2 separate regions of the Mus musculus genome follow, and region 1 is linked to region 2. Evidence: chromatin loops called from intact Hi-C (ENCODE). Cell type or tissue: left cerebral cortex. All regions are shown on one strand. Links, peaks and the distances in the headings refer to the core of each region. The heading gives the core; the rest is flanking DNA. Region 1 holds the start of Khdrbs2 (KH domain containing, RNA binding, signal transduction associated 2). Region 2 has its middle 280 kb from the start of Gm24732.

The links. Hi-C counts contacts between places; a loop is a spot of excess contacts. Peaks named below come from ENCODE experiments on the same cell type or tissue, not always from the same donor. Only the 100,000 strongest peaks of a DNase experiment are listed, where the experiment ranks them.
Region 1: a loop joins it to region 2, with 5 times the contacts of the local background. A loop is called at or near these places in 4 of 42 quality-filtered maps.

The regions. Positions count from the first base shown.
Region 1 is chr1:32,167,743-32,180,441 of GRCm38, reverse strand. It overlaps Khdrbs2 (KH domain containing, RNA binding, signal transduction associated 2), which reads right to left and starts at 7,720. Exons shown (of 9, transcript NM_133235.3): 1 at 7,434-7,720. The coding sequence starts at 7,524. In left cerebral cortex, for the core only: a CTCF peak has its summit at 5,746 (motif pointing left); DNase peaks (open chromatin) are centred at 5,681, 6,512, 6,728, 7,754 and 1 more place; H3K4me3 peaks cover 4,320 bases; H3K27ac peaks cover 3,159 bases.
Region 2 is chr1:32,841,517-32,854,215 of GRCm38, reverse strand. No RefSeq gene overlaps it. Among named protein-coding and RNA genes, the nearest start is that of Gm24732, 280 kb to the right of the region's middle. In left cerebral cortex, for the core only: no CTCF peak of the experiment used is centred there; no DNase peak of the experiment used is centred there.

The sequences.
Region 1 (12,699 bases), core at 2,690-10,689, 670 kb after region 2:
TAGAACAAAATAATCACTGCAGAGGGAGGGAAGGAGGGAGGGAGGGAGGGAGGGAGGGAGGGAGGGAGGGAGGGAGGGAGGGGAGGATCTGGTATAGGGAGAAACCCAGAGGGTCAGGAGAATGAATGGAAATATGCCAGGGGCGGTGGTTAGGGGGGTCCTCTAGAAAGTCCCAGGGATGGAGGAGGCTCCCAGGACTCAATGTGGATGACCTTAGCCAAAAGGCTAAACGGTGGGGATTTAGAACCTGAAGAAATCATCTTAAGTAGTTAGATAGTGACCCCAGTGGAGGAATAGGGATACCAACCCACCTTCTAAAAAATGTTGACCCCAAATTGTTCTTCTCTAAAAGAAATGCGGGGACAAAAATGGAACAGAGACTGAAGAAATGGCCGACTAGTGAGTATCCCAACTTGGGATCCATAGCATGGGCAGGCACCAAATCCTGTCACTATTACTAATGCTATGTTGAACTTGCTGACAGGAGCTTAACATGGCTGTGCTCTGGGATGCCCTGCCAGCAGCTGACCGAGACAGATACAGATACTCACAGCCAACCATCGGATGGAAGTCAGGGACCACAGAAAAAGATGTATACCCTTTGTTGTGAGAATCCAAGAAGAAAAGGAAAAGGAAGGGATGTTGGCTAAAAAGCTGAATTAACTGTAAACAATAGGCAGGGACATTGTGAGGGAGTAACCTAGGCATTAATGTAGAAGATCTTTGGGGGAGACAGTTGGACATCTCAGCAGTAGTAATCATGCAAGCCTACACAGGACCACACAAGACACAGCAAAGCTGCACCCTCACAGTCTATCAATGCCATCTTCTCAGTTTGGATATTATACACTAAAATTTCACATTCTCTTCTCATTTCACAATTACTGGCAAATGCATAACAACTGCAAAATAAGTTTGGGGTTTGGGTTTTTTTGTTTGATTTGTTTTGTTTTGGTGAATACATGCTCTGAAAATGATCCTCTGTGATTAGAAGTAAGACTTGATAAAATATGGCTGAATTTGACAGTGAACGAGTTTCTGGAATTTTGTTTTCAGGGGATGTCTTCTAACTAGAATAAAGGTAATATGTAAGACTGATTTCATCCACTTGGTATCCATGTGTCAGATGCAGAGAATGAAGGCAAGCATTAAAGATTCAGAGACCTAAGTCACAAATCCAACCTCCCAGCTAGAGAAAAGAAACACAAAATCCAATAAAATTGCATGTTGCAGTGTAGTTGTGCAAAAGTAAAAAACAAGAGAGGCAGGTTCTTCTAATCCACAATAGATAACCCAGATAAATAAGCTATTTTCACAGATTAAGGGGCAACCTGGCCCAAGTTGTTGAATGAATAGTAATTCCAACCAGGTAGACAAATTAAGGAAGGTCATTCCAGAGAGATGCAACACTTATGAAACCTGAATTACAGGAGGGAGAAAAGAGGCAGACAACTATATATCATGCCAGATGGCATAGGAAAGAGGCCCCCAGGGGAAGCTTCTGAAGTCGGCTGAAGAAAAACTTTCTGTGAGTGGGCTGAAAAGCACTATCTGAACAGCTTTCATAGTGGATACAGTTGATTCAATGCTGATAATTTGCTGTGCGTTATGAGTGCAGTCTACTGATATGGACCAGTCCACCCTGGAATGATGAATTGACATCAGTGATCTTGAGAAAACAGAAACCATGTAGAGCAGCCTTGGGGTGGACAGGTAAGGATGAGGAGAGTGGCCATAGGGAAGTGAATTATTTGTTCCAGGTGAGATAAATCAAGCTGAAAGGATCAAAAGATAAGACTGCAAAGGAGATATGTAGTAAGAGTGTCAAAGAGTATGAACTACATGTTTCAGAAAAAAGAAATTAGTTTAAAAAGCATGTGCTAGTCAAAATTCCACTTTAGATGAATCCTTGTGAAATACAGTATTTATTGAAGTGGACTGAGAGGCAGAAGTGTCTAAAAAGAAGGTGAACCCAGCCATGGCCAGCTGCACAAGCAAAGGGAGGAGACGGACCCTGCGAGAGTATCAACAGTAGGAATTACAGGCCCAATGGGTAGGGGGAAAGTAGAGAGAAACTGGACACAGCTGTTAGGGGTGACTCCGACAGTAGAGTGACTGTTTTAGGACAATATTGAAGACACAGGCTAGACTGAAGGGTTTCGAGAAAATAAAATAAGAAAAATGAGGGAACCAGATGCAGATTGATAACATCAGACACTTGAAAGACACAAGGGAGGATAAGTGTCAAGAAAGATTAATATTATTACTTTTGCAAGTGAGACACATTCTATTTTTTTAAGTTATTCATGTTGAAAAGGCAGTTACAAGAATAAATAGAAGTGGGGGACCCAAGGAAAGAACTTTGTCTCCGAAACAACCTCAGTGTGCATGGGAAGCACTGGTGATGTAGATGTTGACGCTGAAAGAACATAATCAGCTGTTGTTATTACAAGAAGATGAGGATGGACATGGAGCCTACATAAAAGGGTGAACATGGGGTCTGCATGTGCAGACAGACATATGATCTGCATGTAAGGATGCACATGGAGCAAATAAAGGGATAGACATGGGATCTGCACATGAGGACGGACATTGGGTCTGTATAATGGTTTGTATATGCTTGGCCCAGGGAGTGGCACTATTAGGAGGTTTGGCCTCATTGGAGTAGGTGTGGCCTTGTTGGAGTAAGTGTGTCACTGTGGGCATGGGCTTCAGACCCTCTTCCTAGCTGCTGTCAGTCCCACTAGCAGCCTTCAGATGAAGATGTAGGACTCTCAGCTGCTCCTGCACCATGCCTACTTAGATGCTCCCATGCTTCCACCTTGATGATAATGGACCGAACCTCTGAACCTATAAACCAGCCCCAAATAATGTTGTCCTTATAAGAGTTGCCTTGGTCATGTGTCTGTTTACAGAAGTAAGCCCAATTAAAATCTACATGTGAGGATGAACATGAGATCTTCATGTGATGATGGCCATGGGATCTGCCTGTTAGGATGAGCATGGGGGTCTGCATGTGAGGGTAGGGGGTCTGTATGTCAGATGGACATGGAGTATGGAAGCATGAATAGGAAGTCTGTATGTGAAGGGCATGTAATCTGAATGTGGTAGGAAGTAAGGAACACAACAGAGCATATACACAGAGACCCAGGAAGCTGCTAAGTGGGAAGGCATTGTAAGCTGAAGATGCTTGATGAGATCTGATGTCATCATTGAAAGAAAAAAGAAAAGAAAAGAAAAAAAAAAAAACTAGCCTGAGAAGTAACCATTGATGGGAAGGGGCATTAAAAAAAAATCTCTCCCTGCAATCATGAAAATCTGTTTTCTCATTTTGTTTATGAGTTAAATTTTTATTCAGCATTGATTCAAATAGCAAAGTAGGAATTATTTTCCTATTCTTATCAAATCCAGTCTCAAATGTGGTTAAGCAGACATGTTCAAATGCTAAAGAAATGTGTTTCTTATATTTATATAAAATTCTCCCCTTCTTACTGTAAGCAAAAATACTTACCTCAAATTGTCTCTCTGATCCGCATTGCATTTCCCATTTTACAGATAGGAAAAAAAAAAAAAAAAAAGAGTACCATACAGGAAAGCAGACGCATCTTCGCGTCAGCGCAGCCTGTGCAGGGGTCAGTACTCAGTACCAGATTGTTCATTGCTAAAACGCATTGTTTTACTACGTTATTCATTGGTTAGACTGCAGACTGAAGATATCAAGAATTTAATCTATGCCCATGTTTGTTTTTATTTTCAAAATGTAAATAGGATTATACAATATCAACAGAGAGGAAAAAAAAAAAAACATTAGATTCATCAAGAGGAAAGTCCACTGAAATAGTTGCATGAGTAGATTTTTTTTTCTTAGCCAGAAGATGATTTTAGGCATAGGGTCGATAAGTTCCATGACTTAACCATTGTGCCTGGCTCTGCGGAGAACATTTAGGGAATATGATCTAAATTTTAAAGTGATCCTTACTGAGAATTTAAATCCAGCTCGGTTTTGATACGTTATCATTTGTGATAAATACAAATGGATGCCATCTTCCCACACTTAAAAACCCATATGCATCTGTAAACATAAAGGTTAACTACAGTTGTCAGGCCAAGTCTGTCACCAAGAGTCCTAGAGTAGCTCAAAACTATTTTGTTAATCTTTGATTTTTCCTCCCCACTAATTAGCTAAAACATTGGTTAATCCGTTAATATTTGTGAAGAATGCAGAGTAGAAAGCCTTGTCTGAATCATCTTTACTTGAATTGAATAATACTTCAGAAAGTATTAAATGCTGCAATTGAATCAAGAAGTATGAATCTGCCACCCAGCATGTTCAATCAAAAACAAGCATATGTTCACACAGGTACTTCACATACAAGACCCAAGCCTTCAAAGTAGTTCAATAGAATTAAGAGCATGAATCTGTCTCCACTATACAGCATCGTGTACATGCCTCAAATCATGCTATGGTGAAAGAAATGTATTATTACTATATTTACTTATACTGGGAAGGAATGGAAAAATACCAAAAATGTTCAGCTATTGACTTTTTTCTTTCTTTCTTTCTTTCTTTTTTTTTTTTTTCTGTTCAGAATCCGAAAACATCACTCTTCTCAGCAGAGGGCATCTGGGAGTGAATAAGAATTCTGGAAACATTAGGATCTCCTAGTCTCACTATTTTCTTTGAGACAAGAAAACTGGGACCAGGGAAGGAAAACTTACAAAATTCGGCTAAATAAGCATGGAATCAAATTAAGGTAGCATAGATACAAATAGCCTCATGTGACTCCAAGGCTAAAGCAGAATCCGACCTGCGCCAGAACTTTCAGAATCATGCTGGGTTTGTCCCGTGAGCAGATTCAGAAACACCTTCCATAACAAATGGCCAACTACATAAAACTGTAATTACAGCAGGGAAGTTATGCATTATACAAACCCCTTAACACATATTATTCAAAATCTGCTATAACTAATAGTCAAAATCATAAATTATTGTCTTTTAATTATTTTTGTATGACCCCTACTGAAAATACAAAACAGAAAGAAATGAAATAAAATACAATGAAAAGAACAACAACAAAAGTTATTCAAAGCCCCACAGCCTTGTACGCTTAAAGAAGCAGGCACAACTAAGGAGAGGCTGGTATCTATCACTAACCAGAAAGCAAAGTAAGCCATTGTGAGAGCTCCCTGCTTTATATCTCTGCCTCTCGAAACTCATTCCAAAGAATGGAATCATCTAGATCATTCTTACTGCCCCCCTCAGTCTCAAGACTGTCTGCCCAGCACTGCTGACATGCACTCCAGTGTGCACTTTCCTTCCATTTGAGTATCTGTGTCAGGTTTATTTATAGCCGATGCCTTCAAACGCAGCATTTCCAGGTATGAGAAATAAAATCTCTACAGTGATCCTAGAAACCCTCACAAATGGCCTTTGAGAAGACAATGGAAAAAAATCTATAATGCAACATGTGCATTATGATTCGCTGAGACTCCAAAGCACGCTTACCTTACACTCTAGTAAGCATGTGTACAGTTACAGAAGTGATGGCGGCCCTGTGCATCTTTTTATGGAACTATCTGACTACTCTAGGATTACTGCCGCCACCTCTTTCCTTCTCTTTCTCTCTTTTCTCATTAGGAATTCTCTGAAATTTAGGCACCCTCTTTGTTTCTTACTGAGATGCCTTTCTAGTCCTGAGCTTTTTAAAATAACCCATTACAAAAGCAGGCCATGCTTCCCCCTGCTGGGAAAAAATTAAATTACAAGGTACATTAGAATGATTTCCTAAATCTGAAGAAATCTAGTGTTTGGGAAAGAAAAAATCAGCAGGAAACCAGATACTTCGTGGTCTCCTAACTCTTTTACTGGTCAAAAATACTCATGCATCTCACCCTGGTAAGACTTTTATCTACATCTCTTAGTTCTGTAAGTTTTAGAAATACAATTAATACACATTAATTGAGCTAATTATTAAATTATTAAATTATTAAATGAGCTAATTATTGAGCCATCTGTCCCAAAGAGAGCTCCAGGTCAGAGAAGATTTTGAATCTTCTTTCATTGTACACTGAATGGAAATACTTCTGAAGAACTGACTGAAGCAAACAAATCAAAGAACACATTTTAAATCTGTTCATGTTTATTGAGTCATTATTTTCCAATATGCAGTTGCTCTCCAACAGGAGAGAAGAGTACTGTTCGTAACTTTAGTATTTCAGTTTAATTTATTATGACTTGATTATTAGGTAGTGGTAAACATGATTGCATTTCACTGCCTAACTACTCTACAAAGCCAGCTTTTCCCTTGAAAACAGGATAAGTATTTCACATTCCACATTTTTTCCTGGCAGTCTTTCATGAGATACTTTGTTATTATAGGTTATAATAAATAGCAACCACTAAAAATGCCAAAATGCATCTAATGTCTCTGAATCGTATGAGGAGTAAAAATCTTTCTATGATACACAAGTAAATCTCAAAAGTATCTTAATGCTGAGGGGCATGCTGAGAGAAAGATGTCACTGATTCTTCTAGTGGGTAAGACCTCAGGCTACAAAGCTACACTCTAGCCAGTTTGATGATGAAGCACTTCATTATTAATAAAACATTCATCTAAAAATTCTGCAGTTGTGTTAAATAGGAGAGTGCAGGGTACCAGGTATCCTGGATGTCTTCAGTTGCTACCATTGTTTCACATATATGGAACTATATTGGGTTAATATTTCTGACGGAGAAGTTTTCATGTGTACCTTTTTTTTCAAACGACCTTTCAAAGCAATGCAAAAGGCAAGACATAGATGTTCCTCTGGGAACTGAATCTCTGCTACATCACAGGTACACAAAAGAAAACGCACACCTGGTTTAAAAATCAGTTGATCAATTATGGAGCGTTCCTAGGGACCAGTATCTTGCATAGTACCCAATCATCACGTTTCGATTACATTTATAAGCACTTTAGCCTCTGCTTACCACGCTCACATAAATATACGAACATGCATACTTTATTGTTGAATAATTCTAAGACTTTCCAGGGAAAATACCTATTAAAAGCTATCAAAATCACTTTGAAACGCAGAAGGAAAAATATATATTATAAATAAATAAATATATAATAACGTTAATCTGTGACCAAGATACTCTCAGAACACTCCATGGATCGCATTTACTCCTGAACTGATTTTGCTGGCTTCTGCAAAGTAACAAGGTCCCGGTGGATCACCTGACACTTGCTAGTTTCCCTGTCCAGGACCCTAACAGGTCGCATCACTCTGCCATTAGACCTCAGGGCTAATTGAGCCTCCGAGGAGCCAGGCATCCAGCACTGTGCCTCCTGCATTAGGAAAGGGCTCTCAGGGACAGTTTCTGCCCAGCTGAGAGATTGCCCTCCCCAACTTCGCCTTGCCGGGGCTGGCAGGAGCCCAGCCGGTCCTACCTTCCGCCAGAAGGCGCGACGCGTGCACAAAAGATGGATCCAGGCTATCCTTCTCTGCCATCAGCTCAGGCAAGTATTTCTCTTCTCCCATAGCGCGGACTTCGGACCGTGCCCGGTCAGGCGCAATTTCCGCCCGCTCCGACGCCTTGGTCCCTGGCTCCCCCGGGAACCGTTCTTCCACCGTAGAGCGCAGCTCTAGCGCCTGGGGCTGCGCAGACCGCGCTGGTACCTGCCTCTCCCGCGCCCCAGCCAGGCTCCGGCCGTGGCCTCAGCTGGAGAGGATGCCCGTGCGGCCCAACCCCGCCGGCTTCCTATTGGAAGCGGGGTCCGAGGGCGGGGCGCACGCGGAGACTATGGACTATCATTGGGCGGGGCCGCAAGTCGAGTCGCCTGAGTGGCAGGAGGCTGCTGCGGAGGGGAGGGGTGTGCGAAGTGCAAGCGCACTCTCCTGGCCGCCTTAGCCCGCCGTGTTCTCAGGCCTGGCCAGTGCTGTGGAGTGGGTGCGGGCTGCCAGGCAGGCACGAGGATGAGAGAGCAAGAATGTGTGCCCCATGAGCACAGAGGCTGAGCACTTCACCTAGGTCTCCAAGGCACAGGTGTCTCTCCCCTGGATGATCGCAGACTCTTGGGCAAGGTTGGAAATCTGAGACAAAATGTGGGCTGTGTTTCCCATGACCTATATCTTGGGGCAGAAGGATGTCCACTAATGTACAAATGAAGAAGTGCCTGGATTCTGTAGTAGAGCAAAACGCTTCCAGTGTACCTTGCCCGTGATACAGAATTAGTTCTAGGGATCCACCCATTCTTATGGTGCAAAATTCACTCACTGTGTAAACTTAGCGGGGAGAATTGTGAATGAAAGAAGCTAGATGATGCCTAACTTCTGTCGCTCTGATGTTCTCCTATTTTAGACATCAGGGTCTCTTTCGCTGCCATGGGAATGCTGCTGAACTACTTTGTATATGCCCCACCTTTATTTAAATGAGTATTTTACCCACAAGAATCATCGCCAAGGAAGGAGGGATAAGGGAGGTACCCTTCCCTTCCAGATGGGACCCCTGAGCTGTACCTTGTCTACTTAAAATGAAATGATTCTTTCTTTAAAATTATCTTTTCCCAAACAATCCCTTGTCAATATTTCTACCACCCATTCACCTGGGACAACTTTCCCAGTATATAAAACCTGCTGGGAGTTTCCTAATTTCTCTTATTCTGTCCACAGTGTTACCTAAGTATTTATTTTAGGTGAAATTAGGATGTTATATTGATTTTTGTATGACATTTTAAAAAGTTAACATGTTTCACATCCATGAGATAACTCACTCCAGCTCAGAAAAACACTGAGCAACCCAGAGATACCAGGTTTTGCTTCTGTAGTCGGTGTAATATACCTCATAGCTATGCTAAAGCTGAGGCTAAAATTCAAATGTAAGTAGTATGAAGCTTCAGACAGCAGGGTTTACCCTACTCTCCCATATGCTAGACACTTTTAGACTGTGCATACATCCAATTAGTGTTTAAAAGTATTGAAAAGGGTCTAGAGACTGGACTTGAATAATTGCCAAATGAGATAGACATACTGTGTTGTGTTTTCTCTCACGGGGATGCTTTCTAATGAGTGATGACAAAGAGAACCAGAAACACATGACAAATGTCAGAAATAATACTAGACTACACATAATCCTAATCTGTAGAGTACTTTGTGTATTTAGTACATAATGGACATCACAAAATAAAAATAAGCTATATTGACCCTTAGAAACCAATATTCTTATTATTCACCTCCAGAGGATTAGCAACCAAAGGCAAAAACCCAAATACCCTGGAGGGGTGCCCTCATCCACATTCAAATCCATATGTTCCCAGTAGGTGACTCCAAATCACTGCGTTCTCCCCTGACTCATATATTTTGAGGCCATCAAAACTGTGCATTAAATATTTTATCTTATAAATACAAATGTAAATAAATTGATAACCTATAAATAAATTATTGTTGAATAGAATATGTGTGGTTATACATAAATAAATTATAACTATTTATATGCTTCCCTCTTCTGATGCTAGGAAGACTCAATCATACCTTAATTGATTTTCAACCTGAGTTCTAGTCCTGAAAGACAATTTAAGATTCAATTTTGCTTATTGTACCATTATTTCAAAAGTGGTTTATTAAGAAAAATGTCACAAGTCAATTAGTATCCAAATGATGCATAAGGCACATATTCTACAGAATATGTTCTGTGGTGAATGTAGAAGACACATATTTATTTCTTTTACATATCCTATGAACATCCAAGAAATTTATTCAGCTTATCTTGCCACACTAGTGGGATATACACATTATAAATTATTAAATAAGTTAAAGCATTTGTACTTCCTTCATTGTTTCAATCAACCTTTGTATAACACACGGCCACAGAACACATTCACAATAACAATCTGGACAGATAGACCAGTCATCAAGAGGACTTGTTTCCCTGTTATGAAGACTGGTTTCTCTCACCCTCATAGCAAGCTTAGTTTCCCCCAAATGCCTGTAATGTCATCTCTACAGTGGGCAAACACAAGAGGATCACCAAAGCTACCTCCCTTCTGGACTAGCTGAGAAAGGATGAGCCACATATTTAGGGTGGGGGGAGGGACATTCCTTCAAAGGAGTAAATAAAGGACAGGGTTGTCTTCTCTTCTGGCCCCTAAGTACTCACAGGTGAGTCAACTCACAGAAATGCATACAAAGAAAGAAGGAAGGAGAAAGAAAGAAAGAAAGAAAGAAAGAGAGAGAGAGAGAGAGAGAGAGAGAGAGAGAGAGAGAGAGAGAGAGAGAGGAAGGAAGGAGAGGGAGGGAGGGAGGGAGGGAAGGAAGGAAGGAAATAGAAAAGAAAGAAAGAAAGAAAGAAAGAAAGAAAGAAAGAAAGAAAGAAAGAAAGAAAGAAAGAAAGAAAGAGGGAGGGAGGGAGGGAGGGAGGGAGGGAGGGAGGAAGGAAGGAAGGAAGGAAGGAAGGAAGGAAGGAAGGAAGGAAGGAAGGAAGGAAGGAAGGAAGGAAGGAAGGGAAAAGAAAGAAGGAAACAGGAAAAGAAAGAAAGAAGCAAGCAAGGAAGGATGACAGATTAACAAAATTGGCAGAAATTAGTAATTTGTACAATAATATGGAGACAACTGTCCTCCATGTGTATAATCACTGTTTAGAATTCTAATGAGTAGATGTATTGTCTAATATAATTGAGAATTGAAATGTTAACTGATTAATGTTTTGCTGAAGAGTCTCACAGATTCTCATTAGTGAAAAGCCTCTATTTTGATGTTGAGTTTCTTTTACTTTCATTAAGTACACAAGTCATCTGTCAGTGCACATATCGAGTATATAATATACTTTAGGATTATAAAAGAGAATGGGGAAGTCTGGCAAATGTCTCACCAGGTCTAAGTACTTACTACTCAAGAATTGCTTGAACATACCCACTCCCAACACACAATAACTCTAATAAAATATAAAGAACTTTTGTATGCGAATGAAGAGTGGAGAATTGGTTACACTGAATATCAAAAGCAGTGATTATATATACTGCAAAAGATCTCTCTTTTCAAATCCTCTGCTAAGAGGAGTTAAGGAAAGGAATTGGGGTGAATATGACCAAAGTGTATTGTATTATAATCTCAATTGTGAAAATAATAGAGTAGGAAAAGAAAAGGAAAAGTCGGCCACACAAAGTGTTAAGAATCAAAATTTGCTATATGCAAATGTGTCACTGCACAAGTTAATATGCACCACTTATATCCTAAATATATGCTTGCTGGTTTTAGAAAAATTTAAAATATTCATGGCATAATTTAGGTGAAATGTGTGTAAGTTAAACATGGCAGAAGAGATACACAAAGGAAAAAGGTCTGGCAGTTGAGGGTTGGCCACTGAGTTGTAATGCTGCTGTTCTGAATGCTCGCAATTTGAACAAATGTCCAAGGGGAAAAAAAAAAAAAGACTGTCCTAATTATGAAGTGACCTCAACATCTGAGTAATACATTTCTGGTGTTGGAATTATCTGTTTTTGTGAAATTAAGCAAAGTGAACCTCTGAGTAGCTACTACCCTTGATGATGGCAGTGATAGGAGATTCCTGATTATAAACAATGAAGCTGTCATTATCCTGTCAAGGCAAGCTCTTGTCTGTGGTCTTAATATTAAATCCAATAGCAGTTGACTTGTTGCTCAACTATTGATTGTTTTCTGGAGAAAAACAAATTAAAGTAAGGAATTACAGCACGAATATGTAATATTTTCCGTGCACAGCAAATCAAGATCTGGTCTCCATTCTATTTGGTATAAAGTAAGGAGATGAAGGCCACAAGGAAATTTAATATGAAAAGAAAACCGACAGGTAAATTGAAATTCTTTTCACTCAATATGTATCGTGACTAACACAAGGGGTAAAGATTGGATTGAGTTTTAATTTTGATTTAGGAATTACTTATCGACATTCCTGAAAGAGCTGCCTAATATTAAATTAGAGTCATAAGAGAATGCCATCCCACTCAAAGACTAAATCACTGCAAGTATCCAGATGACACAAATTTCCTAGCTCTTCATCTGTGTGTAGCATTTTGATGTATATGGCATAATTATTGTGATGTCCTGCTGTACAGAATAAACATACCATGTTATCTAAAATATTTTTATAATGTAGGTAGCAACTATAGAAGTAAATATTTCAAAGACAGGGCAGAAGGTACAACTGAGGAGAAGAAGAATTGTTTCACATGTGCAGAGTTGAAATTTTGTGATTAAAAAAAGTTCTGAAGATGACTTGTGCAAAATTTTAAATATGCTTAAAATAAAGACAGTGTCTACTTAAAGATGATTAAGATGGTAAACTTCCCACCCCAAAAATAACACAAATGTCAGGCATTTGAAGAGAGTAATGAAATTGAAAATGACATTCCAGCTTTGTCTGGTAGTACACAAATACAATAGCAATATTTGTGAGCTAAGGAAGGGGCTAACCAGAAGTTCCAGATCAGACCTGACTACATAGAACCTAAGATCCAGATCAGAATGGACTACATAGAAAGCTTATCTCAAGAAAAATTATCTAAATTTAAGAATTCATATATCCTATATAAAATAGAAAAACAGAAAAACATAAGTATTGGGATTCTGAGCAATGTCATAGGTTGAAATTATCTCACTGTGAAACAGCTTTAATACTGGATTAGATCCTGGGACAGACTTTCCTCTTTCCCCCACCCCTAACAATCCTGACAGTGGAATTGA
Region 2 (12,699 bases), core at 2,619-10,618:
CATCATCTGAAGGCATCAGTATCAGAGGCCAACAGGGCATCCAGCAACTAGCAATGGCAAGATGATTCTTCTGAGACGGTAGTGCAGCCAGCACGCCCTGAGAAACCATGCAAAACTAGAAAGCATCCAGTCAACCTCATGAGAACATGGATGTCACAGTTCTTTCTTTTGGTTAACCGAATATCATTCCAGATAATGAATGAAGAAAGGGGATCATTATGTGAGTGACTATATGGTCCTATTTATCCTACATGCTTGCTTCAAATACAGTTTCAAGACATTCTCAGGAGGCCAGTGAAATGGCTTAGAGAGGAAAAGCTGCTTAACAAGGAAAATATGCCGAGCTGAGTTTGAGACACAGATCCTGTGTAAAAAGATGGATATTATAGTACATATCCAGAATCCTAACATTCCCACATGAGAGGTAAAGACAAGAGGACCATTTTGAAGCTGACAGGACAACTAGCCCTGAATATGCAGCAAAACAGAAATAAGAGAAACATTGCTTATAAAACAAGGTAGAAGAGAGCCAAGAAAAGTATCCTGGAAATTATCCTCTGACACACACAGTATACCATAGCATGTGCGCGCACTCACACACACACACACACACACACACACACACACACACACACACACACACACTCACAAACACACACATAGAAACACACACACCATATATACACATACACACTAATGATAAATGCAATTAAGAAAATTTAAAGCGTACTTTAAAACTGAAAATCTTTTACATTTGAGTCTTATTTACATAAAATGTCTCATACAAAATTTGGAATTTTTATAAGTCATGCTAGGGTTAGTGAGTGATATGATTTCATTGATGCAGAACTGAATTACCAAGTTTACTAGCCTGTTCAGAGTGCCATAAAAAGAAAATAGGGTGGTAGCTCAAGCAAAGAAATGTATTTATTCACAATTCTGGAGGTCTGCACTGGCTGTAATCAGCTACCTTCTCAATGCGGTTCTGTAGAGAGCCGCCTATACCTTTTGCATTGTATGTGGCCCAAAATTTGATCAGACGAGGACACACCCTATGATTTCACTGTTGTCACGAACATTGAGTAGCAGGATCCCAATCTTGAGGTGGAAATTCCTGGTTTCTATAACAACTCAGTTGTGTCATGTGATACGATGATTTTCTGGAAGCTGTCTTGTGAGAGGGCGTGTGATGTTTTGCTGAAAACAGACAATTGAAAGGTCATGTGATATTTTGCTGAAAACAGAAACTTGAAATGGTGCCTGCATAGCTCTGAGTGCCCCCAAAAAGAAACTAGAGAGAGCACACATTAGCAGCTTGACAGCACATCTAAAAGCTCTAGAACAAAAGGAAGCAAATTCACCCAAGAGGAGTAGAAGGCAGGAAATAATCAAACTCAGGGGTGACATCAACCAAGTGGAAACAAGAAGAACTATTCAAAGAATCAACCAATCAAGGAGCTGGTTCTTTGAGAAAATCAACAAGATAGATAAACCCTTAGCTAGACTCACCAGAGGGCACAGGGAAAGCATCCTAATTAACAAAATCAGAAATGAAAAGGGAAACATAACAACAGATCCTGAAGAAATCCAAAACACCATCAGATCCTTCTACAAAAGGCTATACTCAACAAAACTGGAAAACCTGGATGAAATGGACACGTTTCTAGACAGATACCAGGTACCAAAGCTAAATCAAGATCAGGTTAATGATCTAAACAGTCCTATATCCCCTAAAGAAATAAAGGCAGTCATTAATAGTCTCCCAACCAAAAAAAGGCCAGGACCAGATGGGTTTAGTGCAGAGTTCTATCAGACCTTCAAAGAAGACCTAATTCCAGTTCTTCACAAACTATTCCACAAAATAGAAACGGAAGGTACTCTACCCAACTCATTCTATGAAGCCACAATTACTCTGATACCTAAACCACAAAAAGACCCAACAAAGATAGAGAACTTCAGACCAATTTCCCTTATGAGTATCGATGCAAAAATCCTCAATAAAGTTCTAGCTAACTGAATCCAAGAACACATCAAAATAATCATCCATCCTGACCAAGTAGGTTTCATCCCAGGGATGCAGGGATGGTTCAATATATGGAAATCCATCAACGTAATCCAGTATATAAACAAACTCAAAGACAAAAACCACATGATCATCTCGTTAGATGCTGAGAAAGCATTTGACAAAATCCAACACCCATTCATGATAAAAGTCTTGGAAAGATCAGGAATTCAAGGCCCATACCTAAACATGATAAAAGCAATCTACAGCAAACCAGTAGCCAACATCAAAGTAAATGGTGAGAAGCTAGAAGCAATCCCACTAATATCAGGGACTAGACAAGGCTGCCCACTTCCTCCATACCTATTCATCATTGTACTTGAAGTCCTAGTCAGAGCAATTTGACAACAAAAGGAGATCAAGGGGATACAAATTGGAAAGGAAGAAGTCAAAATATCACTTTTTGCAGATGATATGATAGTATATATAAGTGACCCTAAAAATTCCACTAGAGAACTCCTAAGCCTGATAAACAGCTTCAATCAAGTAGCTGGATATAAAATTAACTCAAACAAGTCAATGGCCTTTCTGTACACAAAGGATAAACAGGCTGAGAAAGAAATTGGGAAAACAACACCCTTCTCAATAGTCACAAATAATATAAAATAACTTGGCGTGACTCTAACTAAGGAATTGAAAGATCTGTATGATAAAAACTTCAAGTCTCTGAAGAAAGAAATTAAAGAAGATCTCAGAAGATGGAAAGATCTCCCATGCTCATGGATTGGCATGATCAACATTGTAAAAATGGCTATCTTGCCAAAAGCAATCTACAGATTCAATGCAATCCCCATCAAAATTCCAACTCAATTCTTCAACGAATTAGAAAGGTCAATCAGCAGATTCATCTGGAATAACAAAAAACCTAGGATAGCAAAAAGTCTTCTCAAGGATAAAAGAACCTCTGGTGGAATCACCATGCCGGGCCTAAAGCTGTACTACAGAGCAAATATGATAAAAACTGCATGGTATTGGCATGGTGACAGACAAGTAGACCAATGGAACAGAATTGAAGACCCAGAGATGAACCCACACACCTATGGTCACTTGATCTTTGACAAGGGAGCTAAAAACATCCAGTGGAAAAAAGACAGCATTTTCAACAAATGGTGCTGGCCAAACTGGCGGTTATCATGTAGAAAAATGCGAATTGATCCATTTCTATCTCCTTGTACTAAGGTCAAATCTAAGTGGATTAAGGAACTCCACATAAAACCAGAGACACTGAAACTTATAGAGGAGAAAGTAAGGAAAAGCCTCGAAGATATGGGTACAGGGGAAAAATTCCTGAATAGAACAGCAATGGTTTGTGCTGTAAGATCGAGAATCGATAAATGGGACCTCATAAAATTGCAAAGCTTCTGCAAAGCAAAAGACATCGTCAATAAGACAAAAAGGCCACCAACAGATTGGGAAAGGATCTTTACCTATCCCAAATCGGATAGGGGACTAATATCCAATATATATAAAGAACTCAAGAAGATGGACTCCAGAAAATCAAATAACCCCATTAAAAAATGGGGCTCAGAGCTGAACAAAGAATTCTCACCTGAGGAATACCGAATGGCTGAGAAACACCTGAAAAAATGTTCAACATCCTTAATCATCAGGGAAATGCAAATCAAGACAACCCTGAGACTTCACTTCACTCCAGTCCGATGGCTAAGATAAAAAATTCAGGTGACAGCAGATGCTGGTGAGGATGTGGAGAAAGAGGAACACTCCTCCATTGTTGGTGGGATTGCAAGCTCGTACAACCACTCTGGAAATCAGTCTGTCCTTTCCTCAGAAAATTGGACATAGTACTACCGAAGGATCCAGCAATACCTCTCCTGGGCATATATCCAGAAGATGTCCCAACCGGTAAGAAGGACACATGCTCCACTATGTTCATAGCAGCCTTATTTATAATAGCCAGAAGCTGGAAAGAACCTAGATGCCCCTCAACAGAGGAATGGATACAGAAAATATGGTACCTTTACACAATAGAGTACTACTCAGCTATTAAAAAGAATGGATTTATGAAATTCCTAGGCAAATGGATGGACCTGGAGGGCATCATCCTGAGTGAGGTAACCCAATCACAAAGCAACTTGCACAATATGTACTCACTGATAAGTGGATATTAGCCCAGAAACTTAGGATACCCAAGATATAAGATACAATTTGCTAAACGCATGAAATTCAAGAAGAACGAAGACCAAAGTGTGGACACTTTGCCCCTTCTTAGAAATGGGAACAAAACACTCATGGAAGGAGTTACAGAGAGAAAATTTGGAGCTGTGACGAAAGGATGGACCATCTAGTGATTGCCATATGCAGGGATCCATCCCATAATCAGCTTCCAAATGCTGACACCATTGCATACACTAGCAAGATTTTGCTGAAAGGACCCAGATATAGCTGTCTCTTGTGAGACTATGCCGGGGCCTAGCAAACACAGAAGTGGATGATCACAGTCAACTATTGGATGGATCACACGGCCCCCATGGAAGAGCTAGAGAAAGTACCCAAGGAGCTAAAGGGATCTGCAACCCTATAGGTGGAACAACAATTAGAACTAACCAGTACCCTGGAGCTCTTGACTCTAGCTGCATATGTATCAAAAGATGGCCTAGTAGGCCATCACTGGAAAGAGAGGCCCATTGGACTTGCAAACTTTATATGCCCCAGTACAGGGGAACCCCAGGGCCAAAAAGGGGGGGTGGGTGGGTAGAGGATTGGGGGGTGGGTATGGGGGGCTTTTGGGATAGCATTGAAAATGTAAATGAGGAAAATACCTAATAAAAAATAAATTAAAAAAAAAAGAAAGAATATAAATTGATCCCCACAAACAGTGAGAGGATGCTCCTGCATTACAATCCCTCATTTCCTCACTGGTCATGACTGGTCTTCGTTAGTGGTGCTTCTCATGGTGCTCCAGCTAATTCTGGCTGCTTCCTCTGACTTGTGCTATCTCAGAGATGCACCATTTATTCTGCTGGATGATGCCTTCGCTACTGATTTGTGTTTGGTGTTTACTATTGAACTAACCTGCTAGAATCCTGACAAGGCATGGTGGAATCGCCCCAAGAAACTACTTCTAAACAGGTCCACAATATCCCTTTCCCATTAACCTTTTACCTCTTACCTCTGGTTGGTGGGTCAGAAAGGAGGTCAGCATTTAAGAACCCTAAATATTCAAGCCTTCATAATTTATTCATCTTAGAAGGAAACATTTGTCCATTGTGGTCATATAAATTACAGCAATTTCACATAGTTCTAGTCCACCATACTACATGTGGTATACACCAGCTTCAGGCTATGTAAAGAACTGAGTTGGATTCTAAAGCATAAGCAAAGAATTAAATTACACTCATTATACTTCGTGTGTTAAATTGCCTTTTATACTTTATAGCCAATGGGATGACGTGTGGTACACAGTACAACTTGGCCATCTATGTAAGCTTTTACTAATTCCGAGAAAATATAATGTATCATGTTTTCAGCTTGGGAACTTATATAACTTGGAAGGTTTTGAAAGTCCTTCCTTCATTTATCTTATTTAGACTAATATTTTTCTAATGTACACAATAGGTAAGAAACTATTTTATTACTCATAGCTAATAACTCGAATAAGCAGGCAGAATTGGTACATTTTTTAAGCCTCTTAATATGGTTTTCATTACTTGTCCTTATAAACAATTCTCCTCACGACCCTTCCCCACTGCTACTATAGGGAACATGGAAAGCACATTTCTTAGGAGGCAGTGGCCTTATCTCCAGGCTGCTATATAGGATGTGGCATATTTAGCAAGGCTCCACTTACATAATAAGCATTGTTGTTTGCATATGAACACACACACACACACACACACACACACACACACATACACACACACACACACACACACACACACACATATATATATTTCAAAATTTCCAGCAGATGGCAGTAAGATGTCTCCTTCTGCAGAAATCAGTGTAAAATAACAATTTTCTGAAATGTAGAAATAACGGTTCATAAGTAAAGAACATCGTTTTGTAATTTACAAAAGGACTCAAGCAGAGTGTGCCTCCTGCAGCACGGGCCTGGGTTAAGTCATCTGCAGTTGTTCCTGGTTTACTCCAGGCTGAATGAACATGAGCAACTAACATTTCTTAACAGTCTTTTGTTCTGCCCATTAATAGTACCTATAAGAACAGGTTAAAGGGCCTACACATGCATGAGCAACATATATGGGAAAGGGAGATGCTATGGAATTCTTTCTTCCTGAAAAATAGATTCTTTTGATATTATTTTAAGATACTCAGTGTAAGACTTGACCTTTGACTATAATGAATATTCAAACTTAGATAGACTGATATATTTAATTTTTCTGATATATGTTGGGAAGTAAGGATAAAATTTTCTTGAAATTATATTATTTTTGGGTTTTTTTGTTTTTGGTTTTTCAAGACAGGGTTTCTCTGTGTAGCCCTGGCTGTCCTGGAACTCACTTTGTAGAGCAGGCTGGCCTCGAACTCAGAAATCCGCCTGCCTCTGCCGCCCAAGTGCTGGGATTAAAGGTGTGCACCACCACACCCGACTGAAATTATATTATTTTTAAGGTCACTTTTTTCCCAGTTGTGAGCAAAATGTGTCCACTCCAATCCTCTGAAAGGAAGGCTCAAAGAATAATTAAAGTAGGCAGGGAAATTCTTCAGACTACAATGTATGCCTTAAACCTATGAAAGAAAGAAAAAAAGACTGAAGGAAAGGATTGACAGAAATCTGAGAGACTGTAGCACATTTCTGTAAAACCTTTGGTCAAGCCAACATGAGTCTCTAAATAAAGACTGTCCACAGAAGTCCTACATTGGACAGAAATAGCCTGTCTCCAGCACTCTTGCCAAGCTGTCATTATTTGTAAACCACCTAGTATGTACTCTGACTAAACTTAATGGCAGATCCAAAGGTGTAGCAAGTAGAGCTATCTGCCAACCTTTTCCATAGCACCTGAAGAAACCTTTAAATGAGCCGTGAATACATTTACTGATCTTGCTTTATGCATTTTAAAACACAATTGTAACATGCCCATACATTTTCACCCCTTAATACATGTGATAGTGTAATATAAATATTTACATAATTGAAGGATAAGACATACACCTTCAATAGTATGAAATTCTTCCAGTCCACATTCTCAGTAATAGATGATTGTAACAGATGTCAGTCATGATGTAGCTGACGGGGACGATGCTAATCAGATCTCCCAGGTACTTGATGAACATTTTACATGACAGAGGTAGAACATGCACGCTGTTCAAGAGCACACACAGAGCATTAGCAACAATATTTGGGGCCACAGAAAATCCTAGTAGGTGTTAAAATATTGAAATAATGTTATTTTGTGATCACAATAGAGTAACATTGGAAATCAAGTGGGAAAGGGAAGCCAGAAAATGTGTGCGAATGTATGGAAATTTGCAACATATTAACCATTAACAATTAGCAGCCAAAAAAAATGAATCAAAAGAGAAACATACAGACAAACACAAGTTAAAACACACTATAAAATGCGAGTTTCAAAAATACAGTGCTAACTCCAAAATTACCTGTAAATTATCTCTTTAAAATGGAGAAATATCTTTTATTAATAATTATACTTTACCTGTAATGGAAATAAAAAGTGAGAGTTAGTTTAAGCACAAAGAAGAAAATGGGAAGCAAGCCAGAGATAAAATATGAACACCCAGAAAACAATAGATATGATGAATGAGACCAAGAGATCTGTTTTGGATTAGAAGACCCAGGAAACACTAGGAAAGAAAACGTCTTGCTGCTACCTTTATAGAAATAGAATGTTGTGTGAGGGAACAGTGTATAAAGGTAGACAGCAGCAAGCAGGAGAGCCCGATTCAAGCAGATAAATTCCCAGCACTGCATCACTAGCCAAGAGTAAATCACGAATTAAAAACATGAATAAACTTAGTATTGACCTAGTCTGTAATAAAAATATCACAAGAACAAAAGCCCAAGAACTGTTGACTTTTCTGTTGAATTCTACCCTACTAGTTCAGGAAGAAATACCTCTTCCAACCAGTTGAAGAGAAAACAAGACACCTAATCTCATCCCAAAAGGCTGACCCCAAAGCTAGAGAAAGACTTAAAGAAAAACTGTACACTTTTGGCAACCTGCATGCCATGACTCTGGAAATTTTACTAGGGTAGAGGAGGACTGTGGAAATGAGACATACTAACAGACCTACAGAAAAGCTGGGGGGTGGTGGTGGGGTGACATCAACCTCCACAGCTATCCTGAGCCTCGGTATATTTATTGTGTACAGCAAGTGGGAGAAATGAGCTTGTCTAAGTAGGAGTTGTCTAGGTACAAGCAGTTTCAGGCTGTGAAACAACTAGAGGATGAAGTTGTCGTGCTAGTTAGAGTAGATATAAATCAATCATTCCTAAGTACTCAGACTTGGACCAGAGGACAGATTCACTGCTTCTAGCCTTATGGGGTGGGGGAGGAAGCTTGGCTAGATTCTCGTGGATCTGAGACACTGGTCCTTTACATGGCCACGTCCATGTCCAAATGAAGAACATACCCTCTTTCAGGAGTTTATCTATTGTTTACACATTTATAAAATCAATATCTCTGATGAATGCCGAAGTAAATTCCTTGGTAACATCAAGTCTACATGATTAAACAACATTCTGAGATTATACATTTTGAAAGATTTAGTTTTAGTTGTGGTGTGTGTGTGTGTGTGTGTGTGTGTGTGTGTGTGTGTGTAAATGAGTATTAATGCCTGTGGACGCCAGAGGCAATATATCTTATGGAGCTGAAGTTATTGAGAGCTACACAGCATGGATTGTAGAAAAGAACTGAACTCTGGTTCTCTGGAGGGCAACAAATGCTCTTAACCAATGCTCTTAACCTCTTCAGCCTCAAGGCTAATCTGTATAATCAAGTATAATTTATCACTGGCATGTAAGAATTTTCTCACATATAAAATTTAGTATTATATTTCACATGGATAAAATGAAGAAACAGAAACACACTTTAACTGACAAGGAAAAATATTAAACAAAACTTGTGCTCTTTCATTATAAAACCTCTCAGCAAACTAGGATTGGAAGGGAGGTATTGCAATACAATTTCTATATATTCCAAAATCCAGTTATCTTTGTATTTGGTGGTCAGTGACCGAACATTTTCATCGTGGGATTACATTAGGGATAACTTTTCTTAACTAGTTCTTATTTAGAAAAACTGGGTTAGAATAGAGTGTCTTTTTACTGCTGTGAACAGACACTGTGACTAAGGCAACTCTTATAAGGATAATATTTAATTAGGGCTGGCTTACAGGTTCAGCGGTTCAGTCCATAATCATCAAGGTGGGAACATGGCAGCATCCAGGCAGGCATGGTTCAGGAGGAGCTGAAGAATACTATATCTCATTCCAAAGGGAAACAGTAGAAGACTGGCTTCCAGGCAGCTAGGATGGGAGTCTTAAAGCACATGCCCACAGTGACAAACTTCCTCCAACAAGGTCATACCTACTCCAAAAAGGCCACACCTCCTAATAGTGCCAAGCATATTCAAACCACCACATTCCACTCCCTGTCCCCATCAGCTTCTTCAAACATATGAGTCTATGGGGGTCATACCTAAACATAGCATAATGCAAAATACATTAATTCAACTTTAAAAGTCCCCATAGTCTATAGCAGTCTCAACAATGTTAAAAGTTCAAAGTCTTTTCTGAGATTAATCCAACCACTTAAGTATAACCCCCAAAGCAAGACAGGAAGCCAGCTGGGCAAACTCCAAACTTTATATCTCCATGTCTGATGTCAAACAGTCTTCAGATCTCCAACTCCTTTTTCATCTTTGTTGACTACAACAAACTTCTTTCTCCTGGGCTGCTCCTACTTCCTATTAGCAGTTTTCCTCAGTAGATATCTCATGGTTCTGGCATCTCAAACATCATGCAGTCTCCAAGGCATCCTCAACATTACAGCTTCTTGTTCCAATGTCTTGGATCCTCACGTGATCTTCTGGGCTCCTCCAAAGGGCTTGGGTTATATGTCCAGCTCTAACCTCTGTAGCTTTGGTTAACTCCCCTCCACTGTTGCTGCTGTTCTTGGTGATCATCCTATAGTTCTGGCATCTCCAATATGCTGGGATCTTCTGCTGCAACGAGGCTTCACCAATAGCCTCTCATAGGTTCTCTTCATGGTGCTAAGCCTCAACTTCTTTTTGTGACCCTTCAGTCTTTGGCTATCAACTGCAGCCGAGGTGCACATTCACCAATGGCCTTCTCTGCCTTTCCCAGTGCCAAGCTTCAACTGCTCTCTTTGACCCCTTCATACCTTCAAAACCAGAACCTTGTTGGTGATTCTTACTTATTTCCAAGTCTACCTACTGCACAAAGTACAACCTTGGCTATCTTGGATAACTGTTTCTTTGCACTCTCAGAAAACACTTCCCAGATTTCACCTCAGTAATGCTAATCTCTTCTTAATCACCACTAATTTCTTAGTTCCAACTAAGAAGCATCAACTGTCCCAGTAGTCCCATCTATTCTTATCTCTAAAGCCAGAGCCACATGGCCAAAACTACTGAATTCTGCTGCTTCCTGGGGCTAGAACATGGTCCCCTGTATCCTATTACTAGCTTTCTGTTTTCCAAATCCCTTCCTTCCTAAGCTTGGCTGTCCTAGAACTTGCTCTGTAGATTGATGCTAAACTCAGAGTTCTGACTGTCCCAGTCTCCTGTGATTAGGGATATATACCACCACGCATGGACCTAATTTAGCTGGGTGAGCTCTTGCCCCAAAGTTCCATTCCCTTAATCTGTTATCTACTAGAATATAGGATCCAGTTCTATTCCACTTCCTGATGTCCCTTTAATACTTGAACCATATATTTTGTATTTTTCCTTTCTCAGCTTGCTGCTTTTCATTAAAACACTCTCCATAAGATTGAACTTTAGTAACTGCATAGCACAATTTATACTAGGCTGTTTTAAGACTTCCTTTTTCAAAACAATTAATCTAAATCCCTTTGCCTTAGCCTTAGGCAGACTCTTCAGACAATGGCTAAAAGCAACCACATTCATCACCAAATTATGACAAAAATGGTCTCTGTGCCACATACTAAAATTCTTCTCCACTGAAATGTCTTGGATCAGATCTGCACAGTTCAAATCACACCTATCAACAAATGCTTCCTTATTCCTATTAGGATAGCCCATTAGACCCCACTTAAAGGATTCCACTGGTTTCCAAATCCAAAGTTCCAAAATCCACATTCTCCCAAACAAAAGCATGGTAAAGCCTAGTACAGCAATACCCCACTCCTGGTATTAACTTCTGTATTCGTTAGGGTTTTACTGCTGTGAACAAAAACTATGTCCAAGGCAACTCTTATAAAGACAACAATTAATTGGGGCTGGCTTTCAGATTCAGAGATTCAGTCCATTATCATCAAGATGAGAGTGTGGCAGCATCCAGGCAGGCATGGTGCAGGAGGAGCTGAGAGTTCTATATCTTGTTCCAAAGGCAATAAAGAGAAGACTGGCTTCCAGGCAGGTCTTAAAACTCACACCCACAGTGGCACACCTACTCCAACAAGGCAATACCCCTAAATAGTGCCAGTCTCTGGACTAAGCATTCAAACCACCACACATAGTATATGAAAGCTTTCTGATACCAGACTAACTCCCTTTTCCTTACATTACCTGTTTTGTGCTCATTATTAGCTCCATCTTTCCTAGATTTCCTATTATTGCCTCAGCAACCATGAGTCTTTCTCTTTTCTTCTCTCCCTGCCCTTGTACCTCCTTGCCCTCATCTCTACCCTCATTCTCCCTTCATTTTTCTCACTGATGTTCTAAGTAATTCTTATGTTTATCTACCTTAGAGTGGATGAGTAAAAACACAATGATATATGTGCATAAAACAGAAGATATTCAATTTTAAGAAGGAAAGAAATTCTTAAATTCTTTAAATTCTTAAAAAGAATTGCTGAGTGTGTAGCTCACTGGGGAGTGTTTTCTAACATACACAGGGCCCCATGTTTGATCCTAGGCTGTGATCAAACAAGGAAAGAATTTCTGACAAAATGTACTGTGAGGATGAATCTTAAAGAAGTGAAGAGAAGCAGTATCAAAACACAAGAATTAAAATGACTCCAGTTCTATGACATACCCAACATAGTAAAAAACTCATTTATCTAAAAAGCACGATGTCTGCTACCAGATGCTTTGGGCTTACACTTTAATGGTGTAAAGTAGCCCTTTCCAAAGATAAGGAAAGTTGTGGAGATGGGTGTTCATGGTGGTTATACAACAAAATATATTTAACATCATCAGATATACAGTTAAATTTCTAAATTTTGTTTTATATATATATATGCATGTATATGTTATTTATTTTTCATGTATTAGTATTAATTAAAATGAAAATTAAAATGAACAGAATATTAAATATATTGCATAAATTTATAACATATAACAATGTAACAACATAAATCATGAGTAATTTAAGCAATAATAATATGTGTCAATAAAGTCAGATTGGACTAACAAATTTGGAAATATCCCATGGCTAAATTATTCCCCACATTTCTAAAAGCACTTTTGTAACAGAATTGAAGTACTATAATT